Regions from separate parts of the Homo sapiens genome. Here region 2 is linked to region 1. Evidence: chromatin contacts called from ENCODE Hi-C or POLR2A ChIA-PET data. All regions are on one chromosome and are shown on one strand. Each heading gives the region's core, a stretch centred on a gene start or an enhancer-like site at or near the end of the contact. The rest is flanking DNA. Distances are from core to core; before and after follow the strand shown.

What was found. Hi-C counts contacts between places; a loop is a spot of excess contacts on that map. ChIA-PET counts read pairs that join two places held with the same protein, here RNA polymerase II (POLR2A).
Region 2: a loop to region 1 is called in a map of vagina, with 7 times the contacts of the local background. The contact joins the promoter of MLF2 here to the promoter of CD9 in region 1. A Hi-C loop is called at or near these places in 1 of 168 maps with a recorded cell type or tissue (vagina). POLR2A ChIA-PET finds 5 or more read pairs at or near these places in 1 of 52 experiments (WTC11).

The regions. Positions count from the first base shown.
Region 1 is chr12:6,197,072-6,202,248 of GRCh38, forward strand. CD9 (CD9 molecule) reads left to right here and starts at 3,329. Exons shown (of 8, transcript NM_001769.4): 1 at 3,329-3,494. The coding sequence starts at 3,429. RefSeq lists enhancers at 2,201-2,813, 2,814-3,425, 4,652-5,177.
Region 2 is chr12:6,751,044-6,756,419 of GRCh38, forward strand. MLF2 (myeloid leukemia factor 2) reads right to left here and starts at 2,098. Exons shown (of 9, transcript NM_001382226.1): 1 at 1,896-2,098; 2 at 1,242-1,319; 3 at 882-1,011; 4 at 598-633. The coding sequence starts at 1,291. RefSeq lists a silencer at 1,995-2,234 and enhancers at 2,405-2,454, 2,485-2,654.

The DNA of each region.
Region 1 (5,177 bases), core at 2,079-4,578:
TCTCGGCTCACTGCAACCTCCAACTCCCTGGTTCAAGGGATTCTCCTGCCTCTGCCTCCCGAGTAGCTGGGATTATAGGTATGCGCCACCATGCCTGGCTAATTTTTGTATTTTTAGTAGAGATGCGGTTTCACTATGTTGGCCAGGATGGTCTCGATCTCCTCACCTCGTGATCCGCCCACCTTGGCCTCCCAAAGTGCTGGGATTACAGGCGTGAGCCACTGCGCCCGGCCGAGAAGTGCATAGCTTTTTAAAAAATCTTTGTAGCTATCTTATTTAGGAATGGGAGGCAGGTTTGCCTGTGGCAGTTCCCAGCTTGATTTTTTCCTTTGGCTTATTGATTTTGGGGTCCTAAGATTTATTTTCCTTTCACAATACTCTTGTACAGGTGAGGAGACTGAGGCCCAGAGAGGAGGCTGCCTGCCTAACATAGACCAAAGGGTCAGAACCAAGAGTAGAACTCAGACCCCCTCACTTCAGGCCCAATGCTCTCATCACATAAAAAGGATGCCTTGATTATACGAATGTGGCACTGAACTATATAGGCTGACCCCAATTCTTTCTTCAGTGTAAACAATAATAGGAATAGGAGCAACAGGCAGCGTTTCTGCAGCGCTTCTGTGGCAGGCAGGTTCTAAGGCCTCCCTGTGGATTTCCTCTGTCAACACTCACGTTTACCCTAATAAGTAATTTCTATTATAAACTTAAATATTTACTGAACTCCTCCCACCAGTACTTGTTAACTTGGGAGAAGGGGGAGATGCAATAAAATCTTTCTTTTCCTAAGACCTGTCTCCCAAGATAGATGGACGCAGGCCCAAAAGGGCACAATGGAACACTGACTGTTTTCCGGCCTCCTTCCCACCCTCCAGGGTGCTTCACACTCCTCCCCTGTGCTGGAATCATCCTGGACACTGGTTAGGATGTGTAAAGTCAAGCATCACCAAAATTCCTCTGCTTGTCCTCTTGGCATTAGGCTCAGTTTAGGCCCTGCCTCTCCTTCCTTGTCCTCCTTCCTCCCCATGTACCACTATCGGTTGTTTCCCCAGTGCAGCCAGCTGCCCGCTTCTGTGTCTTTGCATATCCAGTTCCCTCTTGGAATTCCCTCCTCCGCATTGACTACTGACTCCACCTTCCCAAGTCAAGTCAGCTGCTGCAATGTCCCCTGCTCTGGGGAGCCTCTCGGACTCAGATTGACGTGGGGATGTGCCCTGTGCCCCTACTTGTTACTAGCTTCTGCTGCTCTGCCTCTGATCTCTCCCTCCCCTTCCCGGCCTGACACCTCATGGGGTTTTGCCCTGCCTTCTCTAGGCTTTATCCCATTGCCCCGCCTTCATTCATTCTTCTCTCACCTGAACTACTCCACAGCCTCCTAGCAGATTTGCACCTGGTCCTCAGCTCAACTTTCATCTACCACTGCTCCCCTCATATTACCTGATTGCGTCTCCCCAAATACAACATCTCCATGTTCCATGCAATCCCGTAAAGCACTGAGCCAAGGACTGGAGATGCCAACAATGGTCCTGGTCCTCAAGGGGCTTCCTACCTGCCCCTCCGGCCTTCCCCCACCCAACTACCTAAAACACAGGCAGAGAACCTCTGAAAACACAGCAGATCCAACCATTCCCCTGCTTGAACCTTTCGGTGGCCCCTAATGCTCAGAGTGCAAAGTCCAGGAGCACAAGGCTCTTTCTCACCTTCCCACAAACTACCCCGTGACTCCAGGCTCCAGCCCAGAGCCCGGACAGCCCCTGCCCCAGCCTTTGCCCAGGATTCTCCCTTGGCGGCAACTTTCCCTGTGGTTCTGCAGCATCATCTCCCAGTCTGGGTCAGAGGCCTCTCCTTAGCCTCTTAGCCCCCAAGCCTCTCCCCGTAACTGCACCTATCACCCTCAAACCATTGTCTGGCTGCCTGTCTCCTCCCACACTGGTCCCTGAGCAGAAACAAGGACTAATCCATGTTTTTCAGCTCCTACCCCTAATGAAATACCCTAATAGATACTGAAAAATGTTTTTGAACCAATGAGACAAGTCTACTGATAATAAACAGGCAAATAACAGCAATGTGCTAACAGTGGCTGTTTCTGGTGAGCAGAATTTTGAGGTCTGTTCCTTTCACTTCTTGGTATTTCGGTTGTTTCTGTAATGACTGTATCTTGCTTTTGTAATCATAAAGGACAGTAAAGGAAACTTCATTTTGAAAATAATACAAAGGGATTCGGGGACTTCAAAAGAAGGTGACTCTCCTCGTCCACTCCAGAGAATCAGGAAAGGAGTGTTTAAAGACCCACAGAATTCCTACAAGTGACGTTGGGGGGGGGCCAGCCAGCCAGGGCGCATGCCGGCCAGCGAGTGGGGTGGGCTCTGGGTCCGGGAGAAGTCAGATCAGTGCTCTGTACAGGGCCTTGAGGGCAAGACGAGGAATTTCGACTTAGGTCCTTGAATCTGGAGAGCTACAGAAAGTTTGTGAGCTCAGGAGAAGCGCTCCGAGCTCGGCATCTGGAGCAGTTCAAGGCAGCAGCGAGCAAGTCCAAAGACGCAGGAGGGAGGGTGGGGTGGAGGAGTAGAGAGAAAACAGAAGCCGTCTACAGACCCTTTTTCCCTCTGGGGCAACTAAACCTCAAGTGCAGGAAGCGCTTGGGGACTGCCCAGCCCTCAGCTGTGTTATTATTCGGTGATAGGTATTTGCTAATTACTTCCAAAAGCCTCCCATCTGTCATCCCACCCAGACTGCGCGCTTCTAATTCCTCCTACCCCACATGCTGTGCCCAATGAAAAGTATGGTCAGCGAGCGAAGGTTTGCAAGGAGACAGACGAGGGCGAAATTAAGCCAGGCGGCTTCCCTTTAAATCCTCGCAAAGCAGAAGGGCCCCTCACTCTGGCAGCAGGCCTTGGCCAAGGGGCCTTTAGCCCTGACGACCCGGGGAAGAGTCTCCCAAAGCAGAACGCCCGGTCCGGCGCCCAGACCAAACGCGGGGGAACCGGAAGGGCGAGGCCTCCACGTAAGTCCGCGGTAAAAGTGGCAGGGAGTGGCTGCCTGCAAAGACCCCAAGACGGCTTGAAGAAGGAGTGGGTGGCGGGTGGGGGTTAGGGCGACTAGGCGGGGAAACAGGGAGAGGGTCGGGCTCCGCGGGGCAGCTGGGGCCGGGGCTCGCCGACCTGGGCGGGGGCGGGGGGCGGGGGGGGTGCGGCCCGGGCGGGGCCGGTGGGGCGGGAGGCGTGGCCGGCGGGGGGAGTGGGGGCGGCTTTTCCCGGCACATGCGCACCGCAGCGGGTCGCGCGCCCTAAGGAGTGGCACTTTTTAAAAGTGCAGCCGGAGACCAGCCTACAGCCGCCTGCATCTGTATCCAGCGCCAGGTCCCGCCAGTCCCAGCTGCGCGCGCCCCCCAGTCCCGCACCCGTTCGGCCCAGGCTAAGTTAGCCCTCACCATGCCGGTCAAAGGAGGCACCAAGTGCATCAAATACCTGCTGTTCGGATTTAACTTCATCTTCTGGGTGAGTGAGCGCGACTGCCGCGCGCTCCTCTCAGGGCCCACCTGTTCGCGGGCCCCGGACACTGGCCGCGGCCGCGAGTGCCGGCAGCTGGCACTGCCCGCACCGGGCAGGCACCGGGCGGGAAGAGAGAGCGCCCTGCGGCTGCCAGCTGGCTCCAAGGCCGGGTCCAGAGCCGGGCGGGACGGCCGCGACGGGCGCATTCGGGTGGGGGCTCATCACCGCCCAGCCGGCGTGGGGAGCCGGGCCCTCTTGAGATGAGGCGTGCGGGAGGGTCCTGAGCACTTTAGCTCGCCTAGGATTTGAGCTGGGGTGTGTGTCTGCTCCCAGCTCAAGTCCCTCCGAGTGCCAGAGAGGAAGGCAGGGAGAAGCGGAGCACCCCTCTTTGGGCCAAGGCCAAGGAGGACTGTGGTGAGCAGTATGGCTTGTGACCGGGTGGGGTCTCCCAGGTAGTAGGGGGCGCCAGGAAGGGAGGGTGCGGGCACGGCGAGAGCTCAGCCAAGAGCGGCTCTCACTTTTACGCAGGAGCGGCAGGGGTGCCTCGGCCGCGGGTCCGGCCCCGGGACCCAGTCCCTGAGAGTCGGGGGCCCCTCCACCCTTGAGGAGGAACCTCGCAGGCCCCCGTTCCCTCAGACTTTGATTCTGAGCCACCGTGAGAGCGCCGAACTCCCTGGTAGCTCCCTGAAAGACTAGCTTGTCTTGATTTCTTTCAAGGACGATAAGTATCTTCACTGGAGAGAACTCAGAGTTCGGGAGAGGAGGGGGCAGATACCTATCTGCGCCTCTAGTGGGATGAGTCCTGTGTGTGCATTTCCGGGAGAGATCAGGTGCCAGCCAGCTGCCCGCCCAGGAGAGCCTTGGCCTTGCCCTCTCCCCTCCCCGCCAGCCCAGGCGGCCCACCCAAGGCCAGGCAGGGCGCAGAGCGGACGTTCATCTGGAGAGGCCAGCGGGGCCAGGAGCTCCAGAGACACCTGCTGCAGGCCACTCAGCCTCTACAAATGGGAAGGCTGAGAGGCGACAGAAGCAAGGAATAGGAAACCCTTGTGTCCTTGTTTCTATAGCCACATTCCCTGCACACACATGACAATACTTGCCGCTCTGCAGGCAGGAAGAGAGTCTCTATGCCACTCTCAAGATAGATGGATGTAGAAACAGGTGCATGCCACCAGAGTCTTGTAACAAAAAAGTGCACTTGGCCAGGCACAGTGGCTCATGCCTGTAATCCCAGCACTTTGGGAGGCTGAGGCAGGAGGATCGCTTTCATCCAGGTTCAAGACCAGCCTGGGTAACATAGTGAGACCCCCATCTCCACAAAAAAATAAAAAATTAGCTGGGCGTGTTGGCATGCACCTGTGATCGCAGCTACTCAGGAGGCTGAGATGAGAGGATGGCATGAGCCTGGGAGGTCAAGGCTGCGGTGAGTCATGATTGCACCACTGCACTTAGCCTGGGTGACCTAGTGAGCCCTGTCTCAAAAAAAGTAGAAAAGAAACAAATGCACTTATTCCCCCTGGAGCTGGTCACTGAGGTCCCCACAAGCCTCCTTAGGGAAATCTTCTAAGATTCACTCCTCCCCAGAGCTGAAGGGGTGGTTGAACAGTTTTTCCAATTTGCAGAGACTGACTTCCCCCAGTGCATCAGTCACCATAACACACACCCCAGTGAGGACGGCATATAGGTGTGCTC
Region 2 (5,376 bases), core at 848-3,347, 550 kb after region 1:
TAATGGATTCTAAACTCTAAAGAGGTAAGGCATGAAATTGTTAAAACCTACCAAAAAATCATCTCTAGTTGGCCCTTTAACTGCACTTCCCTCCTCAAAAGAACAAATTTTGCTAGACAATTACATCTTCCTAATGCGTATGAACTTCTAGGAGTACAACAGTTAATAACATCTTTTCTTTTTTTTTTTTTTGAGATGGAGTCTGGCTCTGTTGCCCAGGCTGGAGGGCAGTGGCGCAGTCTCGGCTCACTGCAATCTCCACCTCCCGGATTCAAGAGTAGCTGGGACTACAGGTGTGTGCCACCATGCCTGGCTTTTTTGGTATTTTTAGTAGAGACGGGGTTTCACCATGTTGGCCAGTCTGGTCTCGAACTTCTGACTGCAAGTGATCACCCATCTCGGCCTCCCAACAAGAGTTTAACACCTTTAACCCACAGGGCTCCTAGTACCCAACAGGCTCAGAGCTTTGTGAATGCCATAAAAAGAGAAGATTCTGGGGTTACTCATGAAACTATTCCTAAGAGGCACATTTGGGAATAATATCTAAGGGTAGAGAGTGTGTCTGAGATGGAAGGACACAGGGAGATAAAGACTCACCATTCCCAGCATCCCAAAGGGGGAGACAGCTCCAGCCTACAGGAACACATGAGGAACAGAAATTAGAGACCACATCCTATCTCTTTACAATCCCAAACCAGGCCCATGGCCTCAATTTTTTTCCATCCTCTCAAAAGGGAGTCACAAAGCCCTTTTTCCTGACCCTTTCCCCAACTCCTAGAGCATTTCACTTGCTCAGTTGGCTGTAGTGCAAGAAAATTAAGTGCTTTCCTAACTAACCTCCAACCTTTCTTTGGGTCTCAGGTGTGTCTCAGCATCATTACCTGCTGCATCCGGCGGCTGGCAGGCCTGGTCCCTGGCATGTTGCCATCTGTGATGCTGAGGAAGGGGCTATATCCAAAGCCACCTGACAACATACGGCTCATATGCTGACGGTGAATAGCAAAGGGATCCCTGTGGAGTGAGCACATAGTATGGATGGCAGAAGCGCCAAACTGTCAATCCCTCCACCACCCTGCAAAAAAATACGCACAGAGCAACAGTGGCACCGATGCCTACTTCCTGCTAGGTAGGAGCTAGGTATCCAGCCAGTTCCAACCATTCCTAGCAATGGGAACCCCGATGTCTGCCTGAACTGCTCAGAGACCTGGAGTGGGAGAGCTTGAGGGGGAGGGAATACTCACATCAGGAACATGGGATCCTCAGGCTCCACGTCCCTCATGAAGCGGAACATCCTGATCTCAGCTCCAGGGGGCTCCACACTGGAAAGATATGGAAGCTCAGATACTTGGAGGTGGCCAGGGTTTTGCACACCCACTCAGTGTGGGGACTCTCAGAGCACTGTCCTTTCCAAATCCTGTAACTGACCCCCTAAACTCCAGGGAGACCCTACTCCAGGTGTTCCACACAACCCTCTAGGGAGGGAAGGGCTCTTCAAACCTCTTTCTCAATTAGGGCCATGGAAAATTTTTCCAACCCTCTCGGTTTTTCCCTCCCCCACTCAGAGCCATCCTCTTCCCAAAGCTCTGGCCGGTAGCATACTCTCCCCTCCTCCCGCCGACGACACCGTTCTAGATGAGAATGCCAAGTGCAGGTCCTCCGCCCCATTAATGACCCCAGTCACCCCGCCCCCTCCTTACACTCAGGCCTCCCCCAGGCGGGCCTCACTAAGCCCCCCGCGCCTGTCTGCGACTCCTCTAGCTCCCGCCTCCCCGCCAGGCGAGCAGGAGAGGTAGGCCTGAGCCTCTCCTCTCCCCACCCCGCATCCCGGGCTCCCAGACCCTGCAGCCCCGTGGGCCCGCTCCCGTCCGGGGCTGCCAGCTCTGCCCGAGCCTCACCAGTGCCCGATTCGGGCTCAGCGGCCCATCCGGCCGGTTTCGCTTCCCGGTACGCTGCAGGGTCAGGGTCGCGGCCCGGAACGTGGGGATTGGTCCGGGCTTGAGCTCCTCGGCCTTCCACGCCGCCTCCTCCCACAGCTGCCACCTCCGTACGGCCCCCTCGGCCAACGGAGCCCGAACCTCGGCCAGGCCCGGGCGGAAGTGACGTCACGATAGACCCGCCCACCCGGGGCCGGGCCGTGGGAGCCCCGCCCCCTGGCGCGGGTGGTGAGATGGCTGGGGCCGAGTCCCAGGGGCGCCGGGGCCATGGGCCAAGCTCAGGGGAGCAGAGCCTGAGGCCGAGAGGGGTCCCCTGGGCACGAAGAAGGGGAGCTCATTAGTAACCTCGATTTGGGTTCTGTGGACTGGAAGAGGCTCCCATAAGGCAGGGGAGGAGAAGGAGAAGAGGAATCCATTCTTCGGGAGGGACCGGGTTGGAGGTTGAACCTGGGGGCGCAGTGCAGCACGTTCTCTCTCCCTCCTCAAGGGGAAACTGGAGGACGAGGGGCAGATGCCCCTTGGGGAGAGGCGGGCGCTCTGTGGGCGACGAGGCGGGGCGGATCCCTGGGGGGAGCTTTAAGCCGACTCTACTGGAGAAGCAGTCTACCCTAGAGGGAGGATGGGCAGTTTTCCTGCGGGGGAGGCGCTTGGGCCTGTCCCCGCTTGAGGAGGAGCGTTCCTGGCAGGGCGGAGTCCCCGGAGTGACGCAGAGGAGGTGAAACTCTCCAGCCCAGATCTAGTTCGGGCTTCAGAAAGTCGGATGGGGCAGAGGATCCAGGTTGGGGGGTTGGCCGCCAGATGGCGCTCCTCGGCCAGGCTGGAACCGGAGGCCCTTGAGAACTCGCGTTGGAGAGGGACCTGGACCCTCCCCCGTTACCCATCTGTGAAGGGTTGGACTGGGGAAAGGCTACAGTTCTGAATCTATTAGTTTAATGCCACTCTCCCCTTCCTTTTACTCTAATTCTTGTGTCCTCAAGAGCTCCCAGTCCTGCACTGACCTTTCTTGGTTGCTTTCTTAGGTCAAAGGTCTAAAGTTTGGGGGAACAAAGGAGTGGAGAGCTCAGTTAACCTGGATCACCCAGGGGAGGAGCTAAAACGGGGCCCAGAAGACCTGCCTCCAAGGCCAGAGACTGATACTTTGACATACTAAATGTCTTGCATAAAATCTGGCTCTGCTGGAGAGAAGGGCCTTCCCCTTTGGGGTCAGGGCATTTGGACTGTCTAGGATGGACTTTAACCAGACTCATCCAAACTCCAGCTTTCCCTGGTTCTTTACTCTGGCTTTTAGCCATATTAGTGCTGTGTGGAGTCTGACCCAATGAGAAAGACTTGTTCCCAGTAATTCCCTGGGGGAGAAAGAGGGGGTCCCTGGTGACTCAGGAAAAGGTGCTAGGAACAGGGCTTCTCACGTTTCTTTGGACTTGATCATTATTAAAGAGGAAAAAACAATAATAGAGACAGGGAGCAGAGATAGATAATTAAGATATAAGCTGACAGACTGGCAAGTCAAAGGAAAACAGACAGAATACAAGTAAATTTGTTTTTCATTGCTATTTCTGGGGGAAGAGACTTAGTAAAATCTTCTGTCTTCCAGATCTCTGCACTTCCCACCATGCAACTTCCCCTTATCCTCTTGCCCCAAATGAAAGCAGTTTGACATGTGATCAAGAGTTGTCCCAGTAAAGGTTCTGTGGCTGAAACTTAACTAAAGAGATCCTATCCATTTTTTTTCTTTTGTCCTCTCCTCCTTCTAAAGCAAGTTCTTTATTGTCCAGCCAATCAACAAATGTTTAAGGCCTGGCGCAGTGGCTCACGCCTGTAATCCCAACACTTTGGGAGGCTGAGGCGGGCACATCACAAGATCAGGAGTTCGAGACCAGCCTGACCAACAAAGTGAAATCCAGTCTCTACTAAAAATACAAAAATTAGCTGGGCGTGGTGGCACATGTCTGTAATCCCAGCTACTCAGGAAGCTGAGGCAGGAGAATCGCTTGAACCCAGGAGATGGAGATTGCAGTGAGCCAAGATTGTGCCACTGCACTCCAGCCTGGGCGACAGTGAGACTCCGTCTCAAAACAACAACTACAACAAAAACGAAAATTAGCCGGGCATGGTAGCAAGCACCTGTAATCCCACAAGTAGGCTGAGGCAGGAGAATCACTTGAGCCTGGGAAGTGGAGGTTGCAGTGAGCCGAGATCACGCCATTGCACTCCAGCCTGGGGGATGGAGCGAGACTCTGTTCCAAAAAAAATAAAAATAAAAATAAAAAGCAAATGTTTAATGAGGCCTGGAACTGTCCTAGGTACATTGTATTAAGCATACATACAAAATATAAGACACGGTCTCTGCCAATTGAAGGCATACAGTCTTGTAGCCACCTTTTTCTTTTTTAGTTACCTGTTATCCGTTTTTTTGTTTTTTTTTTAATTAAATTGTAGAGATGGGGAGTTTCATCATGTTGCCCAGGCTGGTCTCAAACTCCTGAGCTCAAGTGATTCGCCCAAACTTGGCCTCCCAAAGTGCTGGGATTACAGACATGAACCACTGTGCTCAGCCACCTGCTATCCTTTACGTACCGCCTTTAGGTGCCTAGAGTCCTTTCTCTTCTTCCTTCCAAAACTTAAGAATCTGCTGGCCAGGCGCGGTAGCTCACGCCTGTAATCCCAGCACTTTGGGAGGCCGAGGTGGTTGGATCACTTGTGGTCAGGAGTTCGAGACTAGCCTGGCCAACCTGGCCAACATGGCAAAACCCTGTCTCTACTAAAAATACAAAAAAATTAGCCAGGCATAGTGGCACGTGCCTGTACTCCCAGCTACTTGGGAGGCTGAGGCATGAGAATCGCTTGAACCCAGCAGCAGAGGTTGCAATGAGCCGAGATCTTGCCACTGCACTCCAGCCTGGGCGACAGAGCAAGGCTCCGTCTCAATAAAAAAAAGAAAAAAAAAAAAGGAAATTGTTGGCCAGGCACAGTGACTCACACCTGTAATTCCAACACTTTGGGAAGCCAAGGCAGGAGGCTCGTTTGAGCCCTGGAGTTGGAGACCAGCCTGAGCAACATAGTGAGACGTTGTCTCTTCAGTAAAAAAAATTAGCCAGGTGTGGTGGTGTGTGCCTGTAGTCCCAGCTACTTGGGAGGCTGCGGTGGGAGGATTGCTTGAGCCATAATCACACCACTGCACTCCAGCCTGGGAGACAGAGCAAGGCCCTGTCTCTAAAAAAGAAAAAAAGAAAAAAAAAAAACCTCTTGAACAGGTGAGGATGAAAGAGCAAATGCAAGAGCCCATTTTCAGAGTTCTTGGAGACATACCATATAGGCAGTTGTCTACTCCAGGAATTAAAGGGATGTAATTTTGCAAGTAACCAGAGTTTGTGTCTGTCTTCCTTCTCCGGGTCTCTCCCTCTCCTTCATTTCCTTTCCTCTCTTCTCCTTCACTCTCTTC